2 separate regions of the Mus musculus genome follow, and region 1 is linked to region 2. A link is a loop called in an ENCODE intact Hi-C map of the cell type or tissue named here. Cell type or tissue: heart. All regions are shown on one strand. Each heading gives the region's core, and the rest is flanking DNA. Links, peaks and the distances in the headings are about the cores only.

The links. Peaks named below come from ENCODE experiments on the same cell type or tissue, not always from the same donor. Only the 100,000 strongest peaks of a DNase experiment are listed, where the experiment ranks them.
Region 1: it touches region 2 in a loop (2.3-fold over the local background); 1 of 42 quality-filtered maps calls a loop at or near these places.

The regions. Positions count from the first base shown.
Region 1 is chr8:33,904,606-33,912,751 of GRCm38, forward strand. The region is part of intron 1 of Rbpms (RNA binding protein gene with multiple splicing); the gene reads right to left. Among named protein-coding and RNA genes, the nearest start is that of Gm51528, 15 kb to the right of the region's middle. RefSeq lists an enhancer at 1-2,464. In heart, for the core only: CTCF peaks have their summits at 3,471 (motif pointing left) and 4,460 (motif pointing right); DNase peaks (open chromatin) are centred at 2,527 and 5,206; H3K4me3 peaks cover 596 bases; H3K27ac peaks cover 3,126 bases.
Region 2 is chr8:33,636,631-33,644,776 of GRCm38, forward strand. Ubxn8 (UBX domain protein 8) reads right to left here and starts at 5,346. Exons shown (of 8, transcript NM_178648.2): 1 at 5,220-5,346; 2 at 1,850-1,972. The coding sequence starts at 5,307. In heart, for the core only: a CTCF peak has its summit at 4,167 (motif pointing left); DNase peaks (open chromatin) are centred at 5,101 and 5,351; H3K4me3 peaks cover 1,931 bases; H3K27ac peaks cover 1,927 bases.

The sequences.
Region 1 (8,146 bases), core at 2,260-6,259, 270 kb after region 2:
CGCATGCACAAACACACACACAGAGGAATTAAATGCATCCCACACCTAATCCCCAACTTCAGCTCAAGTTGTATTTAGGGCCTTCCCATTCGTCACGCAAAGCTCGTGACAGTACAAATCGCTATCACTACACTGACAACCAAGAGAAAAATCTGGAAGATTCACTTTTGATTTTTGCAAATTCCCATGTTTACAGAATATTAAAAACAAAAAAAAAAAAGAAAGAAACATCTGTATAGATCTACATTAAAAGGCTGATACAGGAAAATCAGCAGACTACGTGGTCTTAACAAGCAAAAACACCCAGGTTCAATCACCACCAACAACATATGTAGGCAGTAAGCAGCCTATGGGGTCTACTGAGGACTCAGTGGATGGGGGAAGAAAGATCAAAAGTTTAGGGCCATCTTCAGTTCCAAAGTGAGTTCAAGGACACTCTGGCTATGAGATGGACAGGCAGGCAGTGGGGGATGGGGAAGAAAAAGGGGGAAACACAGAGAAAAAGGAACAGAGACAGACAGACAGAAGACAGACATTTACATTCCTTTAACTCTGAATGTAACTGAGATTACAGGCAGGCACCACTATGGTTCTGTGCTGTAGATTAACCCATAGCTACAGGCATTCTACACAAACTCTCTACCATCTAAGTTAAGCCACAGCACTAAAAATATATCTACACATACTAATTTATTGATTTGTAACGTACATAAGGCACTACTGGAATGTGTTTTACTTTTTAATAGGGGTTTTATTTATTTATTTATTTAGATTTACTTATTTATTATATCTAAGTACACTGTAGCTGTCCTCAGGCACACCAGAAGAGGGCGTCAGATCACATTGCAGATGATTGTGAGCCACCATGTGGTTGCTGGGATTTGAATTCAGGACCTCCGGAAAAGCAGCCAGTGCTCTTAACCTCTCCATCTCTCCATCCCGTTGGTTTTTTTTGTTTTGTTGTTGTTGTTGTTTGTTTAAAGAGTAAGTTTTCCAGGAAAAGAAAATTTAAGAACCTAACTTTGACTGAATGAACGCTTCTATCCAAATGGATTTGACTATAATTGGTGCTGGGGGAACAAGAATCATGAAGACACTAAAAATAGATTCTGTAAGACGTGGGGGGGACGCAGTTGTGAGACCAACACTAACAATTAGCAAAATGTGGTATCACTAGTATTAAAATAGGACACCGGAGCCCACCCTAGGAAGGCTGGCTGGCTGTCCCGGACTGCCACAGTCACCTGGGCTCTGGGGTGGCTCAGCACTTCAGGTCCTCAGCTCAGGGGACAGCCTTATAAGGAGATCATGCTAGAGAGCAGATAAGAATGCCACCAAGCACTTAACATTTCCAGAGGCCTCTGCAAATATTAACTCATTCCTTCCCGTGGAATCCACTCCAAGAGTGGGGGTGGGGGAGATCCCTGATTAATTAAACTTAGTTATAGCAAGATGGAGAGGGAGCTGGACACCTTCCTTGGGCACCTGGCTCCAGGCCAGACAAGCCTAATGAGCAGGAGGGAGGCAAGTTATTTCTCAATTTTGACAGCAAGTGAGGGACAGGCTCCCCTCCCTCTCCTATCTCCCACAGAGTCCCCACAAAATTCCAGACCTTAAAATAACTGCGACTCCCACTTGAACAGTCTATGACAGGAGAGAGGCAAAGCCCAGAGCGGGGCCTGCCGTAGACACACAAAAGGGGGTGAAATGTGCTTTCTTCTTCCCAGGAAAGAAACGGAGCAACTGCGATTACTATGCCAGTAAAGAGCAAAACAAGCCAGGGGCGGTGCCCATCTTTAATCCCAGAATTCTGAAAGTAGAGGTAGGAGATCTCTCTGAGTTCGAGGCCAGCCTGAGTTCTGGGGCAGCCAAGATTCAGCAGAGAGCCAAGACAAAGAAAGACCTTGTCGAGAAAGAGAGAGAAGAGAGGAGGAAAGAAAGAAGAAAAAGAAGAAACCAGGAGGGAGGAAGCAACAACCTATACAGTCAATGGAGGATTGGACTTTTTTTTTTAATATATAAAACTGTTGCATCAAGTGAAAGGTTGTGTTTTATTTTCTGAAATGAGCACAAAACCTCAAAATGAGTCACAATTGTTAAGTATTTTGAGGCTCTAAGATATCTTGAAGTCGTATACTGTAAATAAAGAGCAACAATTGTACACTTTAAAACACTAGCCTGCAAGCCTTGAAAGCAGGAAGTTAGAAATGAGAGGATCACGAGTTCAAGGCCAGCTCTGTCTCAGAGCAAGGCAAGCCAAAACTAATCGCTAATGTCAGACACTTCAGAAAGGCTTGTAAAGAGGCTTATCTGATGCAGGATTCTAGTGACTTGGTGTGTCCCAACTAGAGCGCAAGCTGCTCTTCACGACACAGAGACTGCTTTCTAACAAGCCACCAGCCCACCAGTCAGGGAGAACTACCATGGAGTCGATTCCTTCCAGGTGGAACCCATGATCTGAACACCACCTCTAAAAAGCCACCACACTGGAGCGGGCAGATCCGTGAACACGGTGAGTGGGTGCCCAACTGCAGCCTGACAGGGGCACAAAGAACGCCCATCCCATAGGTAAACTGGAACAGGACGCCGAGGAATGAAGAGTGCACACCAGGCCCTTAGAAATCCAGGAAGCTGGAGGTCAAATGAAACTTCCCCCACCCCACAAAGGGCAACCACACAAACGCTCCTCAACAGATGGATGAGCAAACAAAATAATTACTAACTTGATTAAAATCTAGAAACTCCTGGAAGATCAGACCCTGGATATACCTGAAAGGAATTACCTTAATTGCCATTAATGGAGGTGGCAAGACCTGCCCACCATGGGTGGCTCCATTCCCTAGCTCTTCCTTCTCTGCTTCCTTGGTGAGGCTGTAATCCACAAAGCCGCTTCACTGCCCCGTTTACCAGAATTTTGAACCACAAACTAAATAAAATAAGCCCTTTCTCCCTTCAGTCACAAGTATCACAGCGGGCCAGGCAGTGGTAGCGCACACCTTTAATCCCAGCACTTGGGAGGCAGAGGCAGGAGGATTTCTGAGTTCAAGGCCAGCCTACAAAGTGAGTTCCAGGACAGTCAGGGCTACACAGAGAAACCCTGTCTGGGGGGGGGGGGGGGGGAAGTATCACAGCAATAGGAAAAGTAACTAAGACGAACAAACATAAGTGAAGGTTACTGACACAATTATATTACAAATTATATATAAATAAAAGTAATATGTAATATTAACATGCTCAGAATTAGTCAACAGCCAGCTGAGAATGTAGTCCAATGAGTGTTTACATACACGCATTTATCAAGTCTAAGACCAGCCTGGGCTACCTGACACACCGAAAAAAAAAGATCTGGGCTGGAGAGATGATGGCTCAGGGGTTAAGAGCACTGACTGCTCATCCAAAGGTCCTGAGTTCAATTCCCAGCAACCACATGGTGGCTCACAACCATCTGTAATAGGATCTGATGCCCTCTTCTGGTGTGTCTAAAAATAGCTACAAAGTACTCAGAATGATCTTGCTAGGCAGTGGTGGCACACAGCTTTGATTCCAGCTGTAGAGGCTGCTGTGTCTCTAAGGCCAGCCTGGTCTAACACAGCAAGCACAAGGACAACCAAGACTACACAGAAATCTGGGGGGGATGGGGGGGAGGAGTCTGCCGTCAATGAGGAGAATCCACTGTGGGTCAGAATGGGATTTAAAGGTCCATTCGGGTGTAATGATGTAGGGTGAAGGAGCGGACTGTAGCTGCCTTTTGCAATTTGAACTGAACAGAACAGACTGTAAGGGGAAGGGGAGCGGACACCCATTAGTCAAGTTTCCTGTCACCTGTCCCATCTTCCGGGTCACTGCTTCTAATTATCCTCCAGCTTTCTTAACTTGATCCCAATGACCAAGTCCGCTGATCAACACACTGGTACTTTCAAGAGGCTGAGTGAGGATTGAAATAAGTGCAAGCTCATGGAATGAAGTCCTTCAAGGGAAGCCGTGGAGAAAAACTCCTCTTTCTCATCCTAACAGCTTGCACGACTTTGCATGCAAAAGAAAAAGAAAAGCTTAGCATGTCCACTATAGTGGTCACCTGTGGAACAGGACTGAGATGCCAGTGACAACAGAAAAAAAAAAATTCTTGACTGGCGGTGGTGGTGCACGCCTTTAATCCCAGCACTTGAGAGGCAGGGGCAGGTGGATTTCTGAGTTCAAGGCCAGCCTGGTCTACAGAGTGAGTTCCAGGACAGCCAGGGCTACACAGAGAAACCCTGTCTTGAAAACAAACAAACAATCAAACAAAATTCTTTAAAGTATCCAAACGTGTACCACCCCCTGGCTCCCTGTTCACACAAAAGGTCTAGACAGACTCAACTTTGCCCTGCCCTATCTTTGCCTTTATTTTCCAACTCTTTTTTTTTTATCGTATGCACAAGTGTTCTGTCAGTGTGAGTATGCATAGCACATGTGTGCTAGTGTCTGCAGAAGCCAGAAGAGGGCATCAAATCCCTGGGAAGGCTAGCTGTGCATGGATGCTGGGAATAGAACCCCTATCCTTCCCGAAGGGCAGCTAGTCCTGTCTCATCTCTCCAACCCCTCCACTTCCCAATTCTTTACGGACTATGAAACTCTCAGACTCTGGGGCCCACGTCTCTGCCTATTTAAATCTTAACACTTTCCCCAAAGCCCGTACTTCTTCCCCAAGACCGACTTCACCCCAGCTCTATCTCTCAGCTCATCCCACGTGCACTTTTCTCAGTACTGTCCAACTATATCCAATCTCCAGCCACTATCCTGTCACTTCATGTGCTCACTGGGGTCCTTCCAAATAGGCAGGAATACTGTGTCTCTAACAATTTCTACATTCCCCCAGAAAGGCCAGGGCAATGCCAGGCTGCCGGCCTGTCCTCAGCAAATACCATTCCAGCATCCCAGGGGACTCATCCGGCCTCCCAAGGCATCAACGTTCCCTTCGCCATCTATCAACCTGAATTCAAGAAAAGAAGGCAGGCACTGAGTCGCCAAAGAGCTTTCAGTTACTCTGAGAAAAGTGCCAGATGCATAAAAATTCAGTTACCCCAGGAACGCAACGGGAATTCACACTCAAGTACTATTAAGGGTAGAACATGCCAAGGCGAAGTGAATTCCACTCATGTAACGGGCGGGATGAGTCAGGACAGAGGTTTCCATTACATCTGCTCATTTCCTAGGCTCACACTCAAACGCCATGTGTGCTGGCTTTGTGGAGGGTGTGCTCCACAGAAAGGCTCTGGTAACAATTAAGGAGGCCTGTGGGCTGGGGTTAGTGATGACTGCCCTGCCCACACGGGCAGACCTGAGCTAGCTACACACTCCTCAGGCAATGTTTGGCTCTTGGTATGCTGTGGGCATCTACAAAACAGCCTTTCTGAGAGGACAACACCCTGACTGGTCTTCCACACTAGAGTTCCATGCTTCCTCTTGTCGTAGGGAAAGGCAGAAAGGAAATGTGCCCTGTTGACCACTCTAAGGAAAAAACGTTGCTATTTAAATGTAAGCTCCTTCCAGGTGTCAAACTGACTAGCTGTGTATCAACTGTAGGGCAAACTGACCAGAAATATCTACCACTGTCTCTGTCCTCACCCCAAGGGCAAGCCAATCGTGTGACCAGATAAAGAAAAAGATTCAGGACCAACCCAAAGGCTCTGAGATGCATGTCCATACCGAGATGTCTATAAACCAGTATGGTTAAGTATGCCTCAAGGGTAACACACCTGACAAATGCTGGAGGTGATTTAAAAAAAAAAAAACAGTGAATGAGAGCCAGAGATGGGCACAACTTGAATCCCAGCACTAGGAGGCAGAAGCAGGCAAATCTCTGTGAATTCAGGGCCAGCCTGGTCTACATGAAGTTCCAGAATAGTCAGGGCTATGCAGAGACTATCATAGAAGGGGGAGGAAGAAACCAAGGTATGAGGGAGGAAAGAAAGGTTTAATCTGCAGCACCCACAAAGCGGCTTACAACTATCTGTAACCCCAAGTCTGGAGGATACTATGGCCTTGGATGGCCTCCAAGGATGCCAGACACACACACATGGACCAACACTGCATCAGCAGAGATGAGCCGTCAGAAAGGCATAGTAATAAGTACCTGGTCACTTACATCACAGAACCAACATTTCTCACTGTGTCCCCCCTAGTTAGCACCTTAGCAGGTGACAACTTAGCAGGGGACAACTATGGTGGCACCTAGCACCCTACTAGAAAGCACATGTCCAGTGCTTTGAGAAGGGGTTAGAAAAGTCCCAGAGTATCACAGCTCGGTGCTGTGCATCAGCCGTGAGCATGGCAGACTGGCCACGTGTCACAGAACCCAAGGTGACAAACTATGAAGAGGCATTCTATATAATCTTTACATTTCAGGGGCAGGGGATGCAGAACAGGCCTTGGCGGGTGTTCTCAGTGCACTATTTCTAGAGAAGGCTTGGCAATGAACATCAAACGTCTTTAAAAGAATTCATGCTCTGTGCCCCCCAAAATTCCATTTCTAAGACTTCAAGCTAAGGAAACCACTTAAGAGTAGACACACAATCTTAACTAGAAGGATATACAAAGTTATGTACACCAAAAGCCAATGCCCATTAATAAGGATTGGGCAAGTTCGCGCTACGACACGGAATGAAGAATTTTAAATACTGTAACAGAAGTGTCTCTGATCGGTTTGACATCAGCTGTCACACTGCGCATGAAGCGCCCCAGTACCCAAGCTGCAGGGCTTTGCACAGAGAGAGGAGCTGAAGAAAGCCGAGACCTGGAAATCAAGGGAGGGGATCCCCAGCCACAGGAAGACTTAAGAAATCTGGCCCAAGAGCAAGCAGTCCCTTGTGCCCGAGGTGACAGTGGCCTTCTCCCACTCCTTTAAACATCCAGGTTCCCTTCAGTGACATCTTTTGCTATGTACAGCTAGAATGAAGGGTCATCTTAGAGTCTGCTGTGCATTGCAACAAACATGTCTACTGACATACTGACTGGCAGGTGTAAAATGATGGAAAAAAAGAAATCCAAGCCGGGTAGTGATGGCGCACGCCTTTAATCCCAGCACTTGGGAGGCAGAGGCAGATGGATTTCTGAGTTCAAGGCCAGCCTGGTCTACAAAGTGAATTCCAGGACAGCCAGGGCTACACAGAGAAACCCTGTCTCGAAAAAAACCAAAAAAAAAAAAAAAAAAAGAAGAAGAAATCCAAAAACACTCAGATTTCACTTGTTAAAAACGTATGTAGAGGGACGTCTCAGCGGGTAGGAGCACTGGTTGCTAACTGGTCCTGAGTTCAATTCCCAGCAACCACATGGTCGCTCACAACCATCTGTAATGGGGCCTGATGTCCTCTTCTGGTGTATCTGAAGACAGCCACAGTGTGTGTGTGTGTGTGTGTGTGTGTGTGTGTGTGTGTGTATACATATAACAAATCTTTAAAAATGTGTATGTATAGACAAAGCTAAGGTGGTGTTCTTTCTCTCTTCCCCTCAGACAGGAGGGTCTCAGTAAATAGGCCAGGCTGGCCTCAAATTCCCAACCTTCCTGTCTCCGCTCCGACTGTTATATAAGCCTATGCTACCAGGCACAACCCGTCAGTTTTCTTTTCTTTTTCGCTTCTCCACGTTCTGATGGGGTGGATAATACAGAAGAATGTATCTGCCAAGAGAAAAACATTTCGAAATCTAAGTCCCGTTAGATGAGTGGCTGACTTCTGCGTTTAATACTGTCAATCAGATAAATTATAGAGCAAAACTAACCACAAGTTTTATAGTGTCGCTCACCTGTAGCAGCTAATTCCTATAAATTCTTATTATACAATGACCCCACCCAAAAAAAATAATAAAACCCCACCAGGTGAGGGTGGGGAGTAGGCCATCCTGAGGGTACAGGAAGAGGAACAGCCAACCACAGGGCTTTCTCTTTATTCCACCACAAAGAAATTCCCTACGTTGTAAGGCAGAGGTGGACAGGGGGCGGGGGAGGGAGGTGGGAAGGGGGCATGGAGGCCGGGAGGGGATTTATGGCAGGCTCTTGGGGAAACAGAGATCAACTGCAATCTAGTAACCACTGGCTAAGTGTGCAGTCTCCAAGCCAGCACCAGACAGAATGGAGAACCTGAGGCAATCTGCACCTCAGCCTTCCCCAGTC
Region 2 (8,146 bases), core at 2,485-6,484:
GGCAGGCAGGACGCAGCAACCCATAGATGAGTCACAGGACTCACACCCAAATATTGCAAAGGAACAATTTACAAGGGCAGAAACCATGGAGGGCGCATTTTCATATTTATAAATAGCAAACCACAGGGGCTTCCGATGCAAGGTCTGCAGCAAACCACCGCCTTGATAGCAACATAGGTTTTTAATTAGTTTTTTTTTTTTTTTTTGAGTGCTAAGGACTGAAAGCAGGGCACCCCGTGCTCTTCATACTTCTACAGCTAAGTTCACAGCAAGCACTGAAAACACATCCATACAAAATCCCCAACGGAAAATCACAATGTTTTGGTTGAATATCCGAATTGAGTCATTTGAAGTATGAGAGATCAAAGCTGAGAAAAGTCCAAAATCTATGACTGGAACTCACCAAAGCACCCACACTGCCATATATTATTGGGTTGAATAATCTTTTGCAATTATGTTTTCTACAGGGCTGATGTGAAAGAGCTATAAGAGCTTTGCACCATTCGTTGTATTTACTTATATTTTAAAAGCAGTAAATCACAGGTTGAAGGGTGTAGCTTGGTCAGTATAATGCTGGCCTAACCCACAGGCCTTGGCTTGGATCCTCAGCACCACACACTACCAACTGTGTTGGTGCAGATCTGTAATCTCAGCAGGCAGGACGTGGAGGCAGGAAGATCAGAAGTTCAAAGTCACCCTCAACTAGACAGTAAATAACAAGCCACCCTGGGCTATCTGAGAGCCTATCTTAAAAAAACAAAAGCAAGGGCTGGAGATGGCTCAGGGGTTAAGAGAACTGGCTGCTCTTCCAGAGGTCCTGGGTTCAATCCCCAAAACCCACTTGGCAGCTCACAACTGTCTTGTGAGTCCAGTTCCAGGGATCTGACACCCTCACACGAACAAAGGCAGGAAAAACATCAATGCACATAAAAATAATAATAATAAAATAACAAAAATGAATAAATTATTCTTTTTAAAAAACCCATAAATTGCCAGGCAGTGGTGGCACATACCTTTAATCCCAGCATTGGGAGGCAGAGGCAGAGTACAGTGAGTACAGAGTTCCAGGACAGCCAGGGCTACAGAGAAACCCTGTCTCCACCCCACCCCCCTAAAAAAAAGAATGAAATGCTAAAAAAAAAAAACAAAAAAACAAAAAAACTGGCTTTTTGTTGTTGTTGTTTTGTTTTTGTTTAAAACGTTATGTATGTCTGTGAGTGTTCTGTCTGCATGTATGTCTATGTACCACGTGCATGCAGTGCCCACAGAGGCCAGAAGAGGGAGTCAGATGTCAGATCCCCAGGATCAGTTAAACACCTTGGGTGCTGGGACTGTAGCTCCGGCTTCTGGAAGAGCGGCCAGTTCTCTCTTTTTTTTTTTTTTTTTTTTTTTAAGATTTATTTATTTATTATATGTAAGTACACTGTAGCTGTCTTCAGACACTCCAGAAGAGGGCATCAGATTTCGTTACGGATGGTTGTGTGCCACCATGTGGTTGCTGGGATTTGAACTCGGGACCTTCGGAAGAGCAGTTGGGTGCTCTTAACCACTGAGCCATCTTGCCAGCCCCGGCCAGTTTTCTTTACCACCCCACCTCTCTATCCAGGGCTTTTGAAGCTCCTAGGGCTGGTGAGATGGCTCAGTGGGTAAAGACACTTGCTGCCAAACCTAAGACCTTAGTCATCCTTGAAACCCACGTGTTAGGAGAGAGCCTAAGGAAAGAACAGGCTCCCACTTGAAATTATTACACATAATAAATCAGTGATAAACCAGTTCTTGCTGTAGAATAAACAAAAGAAAAAATTTGAGTAGAAAAGGTTACTTTTTTTTAGGGGGGGGGTACACTTACCTTTCAGATGACCTTGCGAAGGTTTCAGTGAGTTAAACCAGGAGGTGGTCACGGAAATGACTAAGGTAAGCAGGGCCAGCAGTAGGAATATCCGGCCACTCAGCAAAATGAGATCTTTAATGCCTTAAGAATAAAAAAAATAATTAAACATGTTTCTTTAAAAGAAAGTTTCTCTTTCCTTGGTACTACTAATAAAGGGCAGATTGTTTGCACTAGAAAGCAGAGTTAGATACTAAATGATACAAGCCTCCTGATTGGTTTCCTAAGTCTTCCAGGGCTCTGAAGTTCAACATGGTGGTCACTACCACAACAAACTGTCAGAGAATCATTCTAGAAGAAGCATCCTATTTTAGGAACACATAGTGTTCAGCTGCATAAGGAAATATTATGAGCATTAATAATGCATAAAACTAGCCGGGCGGTGGTAGCGCACACCTTTGATCCCAACACTTGGGAGGCAGAGGCAGGTGGATTTCTGAGTTCGAGGCTAGCCTGGTCTACAAAGTGAGTTCCAGGACAGCCAGGGCTACACAGAGAAACCCTGTCTCGAACGAAAAAAAAAAAAAAAGTAAAAAAAAGGGGGTGGGCTGGTGAGATGGCTCAGAGGATAAGAGCACTGATTGCTCTTCCAAAGGTCCTGAGTTCAAATCCCAACAACCACATGGTGGCTCACAACCATCTCTAATGGGATCTGACACTCTCTTCTGGTGTGTCTGAAGTCAGTGTACTTATGTAATAAATAAACCTTCTTTAAAAAAAGAAAAGACAAAAAGAAGAAGCTTAAGCTTAAAAAGTCTTTATATACTCCAATCTAGCTTTTTTCAAATTATTTTTATTCTATGTATATTAGTTTTGCCTGCAATGTATGTCTATGTGAGGGTGTTGGTTTCCTCTGGAACCGGAGTTATAGACAGGTTTGAGTTGCTATGTGTGTTCTGGGAATTGAATGGGAGTCCATTGGAAGAGCAGCCAGTGCTCTTAACCAGGGAGCCATCTCTCCAGCCCCTAATGTAGCTTTTCAAAGATCATTTCATTTTCACTTCTCTTGGGCATGTTTCAGGGCATCTGACTCCTTGTCCAGGAGGAGGCAGGCTGGAGGAAAAAGAACTTTAGCTTGGCCATTCACTTTAGAGTCTGGGCAGTGATGACATATTCCTTTAATCCTAGCACTTAAAAGGCAGAGGCAAGCGGATTTCTGAGTTTGACCTGGTCTACAGAGTGAATTCCAGGACTGCCTGGGCTACACAGAGAAACCCTGTCTCAAAAAACCAAAAAAAAAAAAAAAAAAAAAAGAAGCAGAGGTAGGCTGATCTCTGAATTCCAGGCTAGTCTGGTCTACAGAGTGAGTTCCAGGTCAGCCAGCTACACAGAGAAACCCTGTCTCAAAATACAAACAAACAAAACCCAACAACAACACACCACACAAAGTGTGCTTAAGGAGGGAGGCAGACATGGAGACTAACCTGCGGGCTTTTGTTTCTGCTTCACCGTATCTCAACTCTGTCCACAATTCATTCATATTCCTTCTGTTGCCCCAGTCTAAGCCATCCCTGTAACTATTCACTACAGCAAACTCTAACTTGGCTCACTACTCTGCACTATAGCTCCATTCCAAAGCATTCTCCACACAGAATCCAGAATGGCCCTTTAAAAAACTAGGGGCGGGAGGCAGAGGCAGGCGAATTTCTGAGTTTGACGCCAACCTGGTCTACAAAGTGAGTTCCAGGACAGTCAGGGCTACACAGAGAAACCCTGTCTCGATAAAACAACAAAAAAAAAAGAGAGAGAGAGAAAAAAAACTATGGGTTACTATAGGACCTGAAAACATGAGGCAGGAGGTTTGCTTCAAGACACAGGCTAACCTAAGCTAATTGAAGACTCAAAAGACACACATAATAATAAAAACCATGCAGGGTAGTGATGATGCACACCTTCAATCCCAGCACTGGGGAGGCAGAGGCAGGTGAATCTCTATGAGCTCAAGACCAGCCTGCTCTATAAAGTGATTCCAGGGCACCACGGGCTGTTACACAGAAAAACTCTAGAAAAAGAAAAGAAAAGAAAAGAAAAGAAAAGAAAAGAAAAGAAAAGAAAAGAAAAGAAAAGAAAAGAAAAGAAAAGAAAAGAAAAGAAAAGAAAAGAAAAGAAAAGAAAAGAAAGAAAGAAAGAAAGAAAGAAAGAAAAAGAAAGGAAAGAGCTGGAGAGATGGCTAAGCAGTTAAGAGCACTGACTGCTCTTCCAAAGGTCCTAAGTTCAATTCCCAGCAACCACATGGTGGCCCACAACCATTCATAATGAGATCTAACGCCCTCTTCTGGTGTGTCTGAAGACAGCTACTGTGTGTACTTACATATAATAAATAAATCTTAAAAAAAAATCAAAACCACCTCCAATTAGTCACTGATCGTCCTCAATAAATCACAGTGCTCTCAAATGTAAAGATTTTAACAGTACTGTAAACTCAAGTATCCCCTTACTTTTATGTTCTACAGAAGGTGATTAACTGATAAGAACTTTTTAGACTATGGAATGGTTCAAATGTTGCAGGTCCAGAGCCTAACCATGGATTATTATGGGCTTTAATTAGCCCACTTAATAGTCACTCATTGTTCACCTATATGCCTGACCTAACTATGCCTATCACATGGAACCTACACAATATATTAACTTAGCCCACAACCTTCTACCAATCCAAAAGTTTATTTTGTGAGCACCTGAGCCCTCTGCGAGAGGTTTTCCTACACGTTGCTGTAACTCATCTCCCTGATGGACCTACATATATTTAAGGTGTTTTGTGACATTTTTTTGGCTGTTACAATAAAAACTTTTGGAACCGTGGAACCGAGAATTTGAAGTAACCCAAATCCGTATTCTCAGAACACCACGGACATTTAGATTCGATTCCAAAATAAACTCTGACCTGCTCTGGGGCAGAGCGCTGTTTTTTAGGCTAACAGTACCTACAAGTCGTTGTGGCAGTAGTGGAGAGTGAGATTGCAAACAGGGTCTGACTTAGAATAAGATTCTCAGAAATGGTACTTGGGGACTCCCTTTCATCCATTCCTTGATCATGACACAAAGGCTTTCACCTGAAACATGGCTCAGCTATCAGCTTATTTACTTCCGGCTCTCATTACTCTTAGAGGCGAAACAGTTCCTATCTGTCCCTGCGCTTCTCACTCGGGTCCCTTTCCAAGCCGACCCTGGCCAGAGATCAAGAGAACTTTTTCCCGCGGAAATGGAGGCGGTTCCGGAAGAGGGGCGGGCGCGATGGATTCTGGGGATTGTAGTCAAAAGCGCGCGGAGGTCCGCGCCGCTCAGGTGACAACACTCCAGCTGGGAGCACCGAGAGGAGAAAGGCAACACTTACCGAGACTCGGGATCCCGCGCCGGAGCTCCAGACACAAGAGAGGGAGAGCAGAGAGCAAGAAAAGGCCCACGACGCCACGAGAAGCCATGGCGCGGAGGGCTCGCTGGGCGCAGTGCCCGCCCCTTCCGGCCGTGCCTTCCGCGAGCTCGCCCCGGAGGCCTCGGGCTGGGAGGAATGGAGGGAGGATGCTGTGCCCTGAGGCTGGGGCGCGGGCCCGGATGCGATTGCTCAGACGGCGCGGGTCATCTCCTTCGGCTGGGACGGTCCCTGTCCTGTGGATCTGAGGCTGGTCACGATGACAGTGGCTTATCAGACTGTGCAGGTCTAAAAGATGGTGCTCAGAAGACTGAAATGACTTAAAAGGGGCGGTTGACGCTGCGAGGCCCGGTGGCCTTGTGTCCCTTGGGGGTAACAGGGCGTTTGGTTCTTAGCTAACTAGTTACTAAGCATCTTCTCTTCCTAACAGGTCCTGCGGGAAGCTTAAAAGTGGGGTCTGCTCCCTAGTGCCTGTTCCTGCCCCACACCCGCGTGGAGAGTTCCCTAGACCTGCCCCCCACTCACTGTTCTCCCTGTCAATGCCTACACGTGTTACAGTTATGACTTAACGTTGGCCTCACAGTGACTTCCCTGCCACTCCATGACTCAGCTCTGGTAACTTAGAGTTCAGGAATGGAGGGCCTTCCCACTGACAAGATTCCCAACTTGGCAAGTCCTCAACCATCAATACCCCCAGTCGCTCTTCAGTTTAGCTTAAGTTCCAAGTATGTGTAAGTTACTGAATTTGTCCTAAACAAACTCAGCCCTGGGATACATGTCCTGTACAGAGACTATCTGATGTCTGGTGCCATGATAGGAATGTCTGTATAGAGTGCTACAGAACCACGTTCTGCAGTGTGGAGAAGAATTTCCTGAGGAGATAGTGACTAAAGTGTGAAGGTTTGGAGTTTGGACTTCGGACACTTTTAACCACAGCACTAGGGAGGCAGTGGCAGATGGATCTCTGAGTTCAAGGCCAGCCTGGTCTACAGAGTGAGTTCCAGGACTGCACAGAGAAACCCTGATTGAAAAAAACAAAAGAAAAAAAAAGTATACAGAGGAGCGTCCAAGACCTTGGAACAGTGAGCCCTAAATGGGTGAATATGAAACCCTCCCCTTAGGGAACCCCAAAGGAGCAGAGGCAGAAAGAGTAAGAGCAAAAGGGATGAAGGGCACGGAGAAAACAAGGCCCTCCAAAGCAAAAAAGATCGATAAATATGTGAACTCAGTGAACTGAGGCAGCATGCACAGAGCCTGTGTGGATCTTCACCGATAAGCTCCTAGAGCCCAAAGAAGTAGACAGCTATCCCCATCCTTAATCCAGCCACTATCTCCAACTGATAACCACTTGAAAAAGTAAATTCTCTCTCCAGGGAAGGCTCACTTGAAAAACATTTGCGATGGTAGACTGAATGGCCAGCAGTGGATGGCCAATACAACCTTAGAGGTTCCTGCTCTTGAAATGTCATGTCAGAGTCCTGCCTTTTTTTTTTTTTTAACCTCCTTTTACCCTAAAGTTCCTTTGTGTATATATTATGGCTTCCAGTTTAGTGTTTTTATGGCATTCCCAAGTGTGCCAACATGAGGCTTTGATTCTTACACTCTCTCTTGGGCTCTTCCCCTTCCGTCTGTTTTCTCTGATTCTGATGTATTAGTTCTATTTTAATTATCCTTTAGAAGCCTGTTTCATATTGACAGGAAAGGTGTGGATCCAGATGGGATGAGAGGTGGGGAGGACTAGGGGGAGGAGAAACTGTAATCAGGATATAATATGTGAGGAGGGGAATTTTATTTTATGTATATGGTGTTATGCCTATATCCCCTAGAACTTGTGAGCCACCAAGTGGGTGCTGAGAATCAAACCTAAGACCTCTGGAAGAGCAGCCAGTGCCCTTAACCACTGAACCATCTCTCCAACCCCCAAAATGTACTTTCTTTCTTTCTTTTTTTTTTAAAGATTGATTTATTTATTATATGTAAGTACACTGTAGCTGTCTTCAGATGCGCCAGAAGAGGGTGTCAGATCTCATTACAGGTGGTTGTGAACCACCATGTGATTGCTGGGATTTGAACTCAGGACCTTTGGAAGAGCAGTCAGTGCTCTTAACCGCTAAGCAGTCTCTCCAGCCCCCAAAATGTACGTTCAATAAAAGGAAAAAAAAATTTAAGAGCACAATGGCAAATTGGACCTAGGGCCATTGGAGATTGCTTTGTAAATAGGCTATGAATCTTATTACTGAGTATAATAACAGGCAAGAGGATTGTGACTGGTTCAGGCCCCAGTGTGATCCCGTTCAAAAATAAATAGCAACAAAAAAACTTTAGACTCAAAGAGTTCAAACTAGGAGGGCACAGTCTCAAGTCAGTAATGAGAAGGAGGCCATTTGAATTATAACAGGATAGATGGATTACACAGCTGGGTTGACTCATACAATGTTCCCACTGGGGCCTGTGTTGATTCTACATGAAGACAGACAAGGAATTCCTTCAGTTCTCACCAGCTTCATTTTGTTCTGCATTCCTTCTGTTTCTTTCCTTCTTCCTGGGTTTCTAGATTAGTCTAGTGAGTGACACCAGCATGTCTGGTTTTAGACCTTGAAATACAATTTTCAGGTCTGGGGAGATGGCTCAGTAGTTAAGAGCACTGACTGCTCTGCCAGAGGTCCTGAATTCAATTCTCAGCAACCATATGGTGGCTTACAACCATCTGTAATGGGATCGGATGTGTGTGTGAAGACAGTGACAGTGTATTTATATAAATAGAAAATAAAGAAATCGTCAAAACTAAAAGATAATTTAAAAAAAAAAATAGAAATTGCAGCCTGGCAAGATAGCTCAGTGGGTAACACCTGAGTTCATTCCAGAACCCACAGTGGAAGGAGAGAACCAAC